Regions from separate parts of the Mus musculus genome. Here region 1 is linked to region 2. The links are chromatin contacts, found by POLR2A ChIA-PET in ENCODE. All regions are on one chromosome and are shown on one strand. Each heading gives the region's core, a stretch centred on a gene start or an enhancer-like site at or near the end of the contact. The rest is flanking DNA. Distances are from core to core; before and after follow the strand shown. Region 1 overlaps Acox3 (acyl-Coenzyme A oxidase 3, pristanoyl). Region 2 holds the start of Trmt44 (tRNA methyltransferase 44).

Region 1 (2,877 bases), core at 183-2,682, 33 kb after region 2:
CCATCCTCTGCCATCCTCGGACAGACCACCAGGGCATACCTGGCCAGAGGTGCTGTCCACCTGGGGTTACATATGTGGCACTAGGTGCTCTCAGTTGTTTTCCCTGTCTCTCCCAAAGCCCCCCTGGCAGCCTACCGCTGGCTTGTTTGCTACTTGCTCCAAGAGAGCCATCGGAGATACTGCCAAGAGAAAAAGTCCAGAGGCAGTGACTTTGAAGCAAGAAACAACAGCCAGGTAGGTCTGTCTCACCGTTGACATCTGTCCCATTTGCTCCAGTGTCTGTCTAGAGAAGTCAGCGCCTTGGCAGGCCCCACCCTTGCACCGTAGAGTGTCAGTACTAGCCTAGGTGCCTGTGGGAGAGATGTAGGGTGCTGTATTTACTGTGCCAGGTAGTAGCTGCTGCTGGAGTGGGGTGTTGGCTGTAAGAACATGGACCCACACAGTAAGGGCTTTCTGTGGGGCAGCAGCCCCCACGGCCCACCCCTCCTTCCTCACCCCTCTGTTCAGCCCTTCTCAGTCACTGTCTTTAGTGTGCCTTGGTAGGAATGGGCCATAGTACTTCCTGCTCTCTGCCCTCCCGGCTGGGTATCTCCTGCTTTCAAAGCAGCATAGGCTTGGGCTCACAGTCAACCAGCACCTACGTGGATCTAAACTCCTCTGTGGGTTTAAAAGTTCTACTGAGGCAGTGCAGTGGGGGCAGGGAAAGAGGTGCTGGCAGTTACCAGCAAGCAGCCAGTTTGGGTGTCAGAGAAGGCCACTGAAAGGGCCTTTGGTGGCTAGCTTCCCTAGGGAAGGTGATCTGTTTGTGGCTAGAGGGAATCCTGCAGAGCCTGTGGCTATTTGCCAGTCTTAACACGGGGTCCAAGAACGGGGGGGGGGGGGGGGTGAGGGGGGGTGAGAAGGGGGTTGCACTTCAGAAACCCTTAAGCATTAGCCCTGTCCAGCAGAGCCTGTACTCCATCATCCCCAGCTACAGAAGAGGACAGGCCCTGTGCCCTGGAACCACTCACAGTGCTGTAGTGATGGGCTGGGCATGGGGCCAAGGGAAAGTGGGCCATCTTGGAGTGTGTAAATGTGGTAGCCTCCCTTCACAGGGCTTAGCTTCACCCGGAGATCCTTTCTGTGGGTGCCATCCTGTGTCCCCATGCTGCTCAGCCTCACGGTGCTGACTTAGAATCGGCGTTCCAACATAGACCTCAGTCTCCAGTTCTCTGACGTCCCCCTCATAGGAGACCCAGTTACAGAGGTGGTTGATTGGCTGCCTCCAGCACACCAGGCCTCTGTCCCGATGCAGGTGTACGGCTGCCGGCCCCTGGCCCTGGCCTTCATGGAACTCACCGTGATGCAGCGATTCCACGAACATATACACAGCTCCGGTCTGTCTCCATCTCTGCGGACTGTGCTCGGGCGGCTCAGCACGCTCTACGGCCTGTGGTGCCTGAGCCAGCACATGGCCCTGCTCTACCGAGGTGAGGCTGCTACTTGGATGGCTGTCTGAGAAAGCAGTGACCCAGGGACCTTTCTCTTTGCTGAAAAAAAATCATCCTGAAAGTAGTTCTCGCCATTGACACATTCCCAGCCACATAGACCACTGTTGATATTCTACAGGAAGGCTACTGGGAGCTTGATCCCTTACTCTGTCCCCCAGTAGCTTCACGGGCCTACATGCCCCACATACCATAGCCCCATGACCCTTCTAGGCCGCCAGCCCCCCTCACATCCACCTGAAGTGCGGCTGGGCACCTGTGTGGTCTGATGCTGACACCTGCCTATCCCTATTCCCCCTGTGGTCCCCAAGCCTCAGGCCCTTGCCTCTCTCATGTCTCCTTAACCAGGTCTGACACATGCACAGGAGTGGCGGGGGTGAGGGGTGACAGGGAACCTCAGAACTGGTCTGGAGCCAGCATGTTTCTTCCCAGACATCACAGTAGACTGGTTAGTGCTCTGATACCCTGACATCTCCGTTCAAAAGGCTTCATGGGACTAAATGGAAAAGGCCTTTCTTATATGCTGTGGCCACAGGGCTGAGGAGTGTTTGACAAAGCTGTGCTTGCAGGTGGCTACATTTCTGGGGAACAAACAGGAAGAGCGATGGAGGACGCCATCCTGACCCTGTGTGAGCAGGTGAGTCACCACCTTTGTTGGGAATTCTCTCTGTCCCCACTGTGAGGCCTCTACCATCACCCCGAGACTGTCTGCCCTAGCTCTGCCATCACCCAAACGTTATTAAACTTCAGTGTGCTTGGCAGGAGTTATTTGAAGGAAAAAAAATTGTATGCATTTCAAGAAAGTCCTTGGGTGTCTCCACAGCAGATTGCTCTGTGGGGCTTAATAACGGTCTGTGTGAGGAAGCAGGGGTCACGGAACCACCGCCTCAGCTGCAAGTGTGATAGCTTTTGCAGGAGCTCAGGAGCACTTTCTGCCCCTGTGGCTTCTGGACTTCCTTTCCAGCTTCAGAAAAAGCAGTCGGCAGTTTGGCCCTAGGCTGGGGATGCGCCTCAGGGGACACGCTAACAGGCTGCACTCAGCACATCTGCCAGCTTCCCAGCCTTGCCGCAACAACAAATGCTGGCTGTCCCGAGTCAATGGCGACATGGTAGAAGTATGCAAACACACACCCAGGGAATCTATAACCCAGACCGGTGAGGCCCCACTCTGTGCCTGCTCAGGTTTCCAGTTCACTGTAGCAACCAGCAGCGGGGCTTTGTTACTCCATGGTTGCCATGGAGACTGTAGGGCGTAGCCAAGTGGATGAACTTTGTTTCCCAACAGCTGAAAGACGATGCGGTGGCCTTGGTAGATGTCATCGCCCCCTCCGACTTTGTTCTGAACTCCCCAATTGCCAAAGCTGATGGTGAGGTAAGGGGAATGCCCCCT
Region 2 (2,700 bases), core at 159-2,658:
TGTTTAAAAGACAGAGGACAGCTCACAGAACATGTGGGCTCTAGGGATCAAACTCAGCTTGTAAGATTTGAAACGAGCACCTTTATGCACAGTCATCTCACTGGCCCTCAAGCATCCTTAAGTTGACTCCCTTGGGTATTATGCAACAGAAAGCTGACTAACAGAGTACCCCAGCTAGTTGCTGTACACCCCTACCGGCATATGGAATATAGAGATCAAGGACTCTGGCTACATTGTGATCCCCAATCCAGTACCAGCGCCAGGAACCAGCAGAGTGGTGACTATAGTATACATCTGAGATCAGCCAACCAACACAAGACCTTGGCTCTTCTGTACCCCAGAATCTTCCAGTTGACTGCTGATAGGACATCCGGGATGGGCATCACATAGTGGTGCAACAGCAGCGTCCAGCTCTTACCATTCTCCTTCGTTGTGATGGAGATGGAGTTGATACACGTTGCTCGTTTTAACCTCCAAATTCCCCTCATTATCTTCTTCCAAGGGCAAAAAGGTGACACTCCCACTGGAGACATCTGAGGGGGAAAGACAAGGCTATCAGGTCATAACTGCTCTAAACGGATCCCTTGGAAGTAGAACTGAGCAGCGATGGACAGGAGAGTAATGCTTTCCAGTCCTTAGTGGCTGTCCAGCACTGGGGAGAGGGCTCTACACTTTGGACACACCATTATAGCTAGCACTTAGACAATACAAGGCCAGAGCTGGGTGGTGGGTGGTGTGGCGCTCCTTTAATCCCAGTACTTGGAAGGCTGAGGCGGGTGTATCTCTGTGAGTTCGAGGCCAGCCTGTTCTACATAGCGAATTCCAGGCCATATAAGGCCCTGTCTCAAAAAGCGAACGCTTTTCAGTCTGTTTGCGCTCTTCCCACTACTCTCCTACCTTGCACTACCAGTTCTTTCTTCGGCTCTGTGAGTGGGGAGTGCGGGCTCGCTTTCGGGATGACAGTCCTGAGAATCAGGTCGAGCTCCTGCGCGGCTTCAGGCTGAGGACCCAACGAGGGGCCACAGAGGAAGGCCAGCATTTCCGGATTGGCGTGGACGAGGCTTTGGGAGACTCGGTCCCATAGCGAGTTCAGGTCAGCCGCGGGAGCGGTGCCTTCGCGGCTCGCCCTAGGTCCCGACTCTGGCTCTCCTTTAGGAGAAGCCTGTCCGGGTTCCCTCTCCAGCCCGTGTCCCTGTCCCTGCCGCGGTCCACACTCCGCCTGGGCGTGGGACCGCAAAGTTCTCCCGCGGGCTTCCATGCGGGCGCCGCACAGCCTCTTGTTGGCCACCTGTGGCCTCTCCAGCCACACGGTCACGGCGGCCCAGAAGCCTGCAGGTAGCAGGGCATCAGGATCGCTTAGCCGCACTCTACCCAGCTCCTCCATGGCTGCGCGCTCGGCGCGTTGGGATGACGCGACCCGGAAGCGCATTGACTCACGGGAGTTAGAGCCTGGACCCGGAAGGCCATCCCTTTGTCCTTTTTGCTGGGCGGTAGCTTCGGAGCCGCTGGCGGAGCCTGGGACGCGGGAGGAGCAGAGTGTGGGCCGCAGTGGATACAGCCTCCTGGGGTCCTCAACGACTGAATGTACAACCCCTTCTCTGCTTGCTTTCTTGCTTGGAAATAAGAGCTCCCAAGCGGTACATCCGATTCGTGCCCCCTAAATGAAATTTTGCCCCCAGAGGTTCCACCTCTCACGACAAAGCTAATAATACTGAGAGGAGAGGAAGTTACTTGAGCAAACAAGACGTAACTGATACACTCAGCAGAAAGCCACACTTATATGAAGGATTCTACAAAGCTGGTTGGCTAACTACAACTTCATGATTGTAAAGAATTGGAATGCGGACCCAAAGCTAGCATTACCTTGGGCGATTATTTAGCTCCTTTATAGCCATGCATTGCCCACCTGTGTCTGACTCCAAATTCTTTGACTGGAATACATTAACTTGCCAGAAAGTAACCTCCTACCAACCCAAAAGATAAAGCTGGCATCAGAAAACATAAGAAACCTATAACACAGACGTTCTGAAAGTATAACAAAGTAAAAACAGAATTCTAGGCCTTTAGGCCCAGGCTTGGGAATGTGGCCTTTGTAAAGGTATGCTAATCATAAAACAGATAGCGACATTCCTCTACCCACCCGCTTCCTGGGTTCAAAGAGTGCTCATTCAAAGAAAGTCACCCTGACCATTGCCATATACAAATGTGCTTTTGTTAGGGGCTCTTAGAAACTGTTTTGAAAAATAACCCTCACAATTACCAGGTATTCCTCGTGACTCTTGTAACTTTGCACTTCCTTGTGACTCTTAACTGGTATTTTTGTTATTTTCCAACAATGCCCTTCCCACCTCCTTGAGTTGTGGTTTCTTCCTTTAAATACCCCCTTACTCAGCTACTCGGGGCGCCACGGTCCTCTACCCCTTCGTGGTGTATGACCGTGGGCCCGAGAGCGCTCTTGAATAAAAATCCTCTTGCATTTTGCAACAGGCCCGTTTCTTGTGGGTGATTTTGGGGTGTCGCCTCTCCTGAGTCAGAACGTGGGGGAGTCCTCACGTTGTGGGTCTTTCATTTCTTACTTTGTTACCTGAGGTCCGAAACAAAGTATTTGTTAAATCCTTTGGAATGTACAAACTATTAGCTTCCACCAACATGAAGGCTAAAAATGTCTCCAGCAATTTCCCCTCATTGTTCTAACCCACC

What was found. ChIA-PET counts read pairs that join two places held with the same protein, here RNA polymerase II (POLR2A).
Region 1: POLR2A ChIA-PET joins it to region 2 with 10 read pairs in Patski. The contact joins the enhancer-like site here to the promoter of Trmt44 in region 2. POLR2A ChIA-PET finds 5 or more read pairs at or near these places in 2 of 5 experiments (Patski and embryonic stem cell).

Annotation. Positions count from the first base shown.
Region 1 is chr5:35,606,964-35,609,840 of GRCm38, forward strand. It overlaps Acox3 (acyl-Coenzyme A oxidase 3, pristanoyl), which reads left to right. Exons shown (of 19, transcript NM_030721.3): 15 at 119-234; 16 at 1,295-1,469; 17 at 2,057-2,124; 18 at 2,773-2,859. Among named protein-coding and RNA genes, the nearest start is that of 4931431C16Rik, 20 kb to the left of the region's middle. Within about 2 kb of position 1,433, at least 1 of the 3 ENCODE cell types and tissues checked has a DNase peak (open chromatin) inside an H3K27ac peak, as active enhancers do.
Region 2 is chr5:35,573,662-35,576,361 of GRCm38, forward strand. It overlaps Trmt44 (tRNA methyltransferase 44), which reads right to left and starts at 1,409. Exons shown (of 11, transcript NM_030208.3): 1 at 898-1,409; 2 at 419-533. The coding sequence starts at 1,384.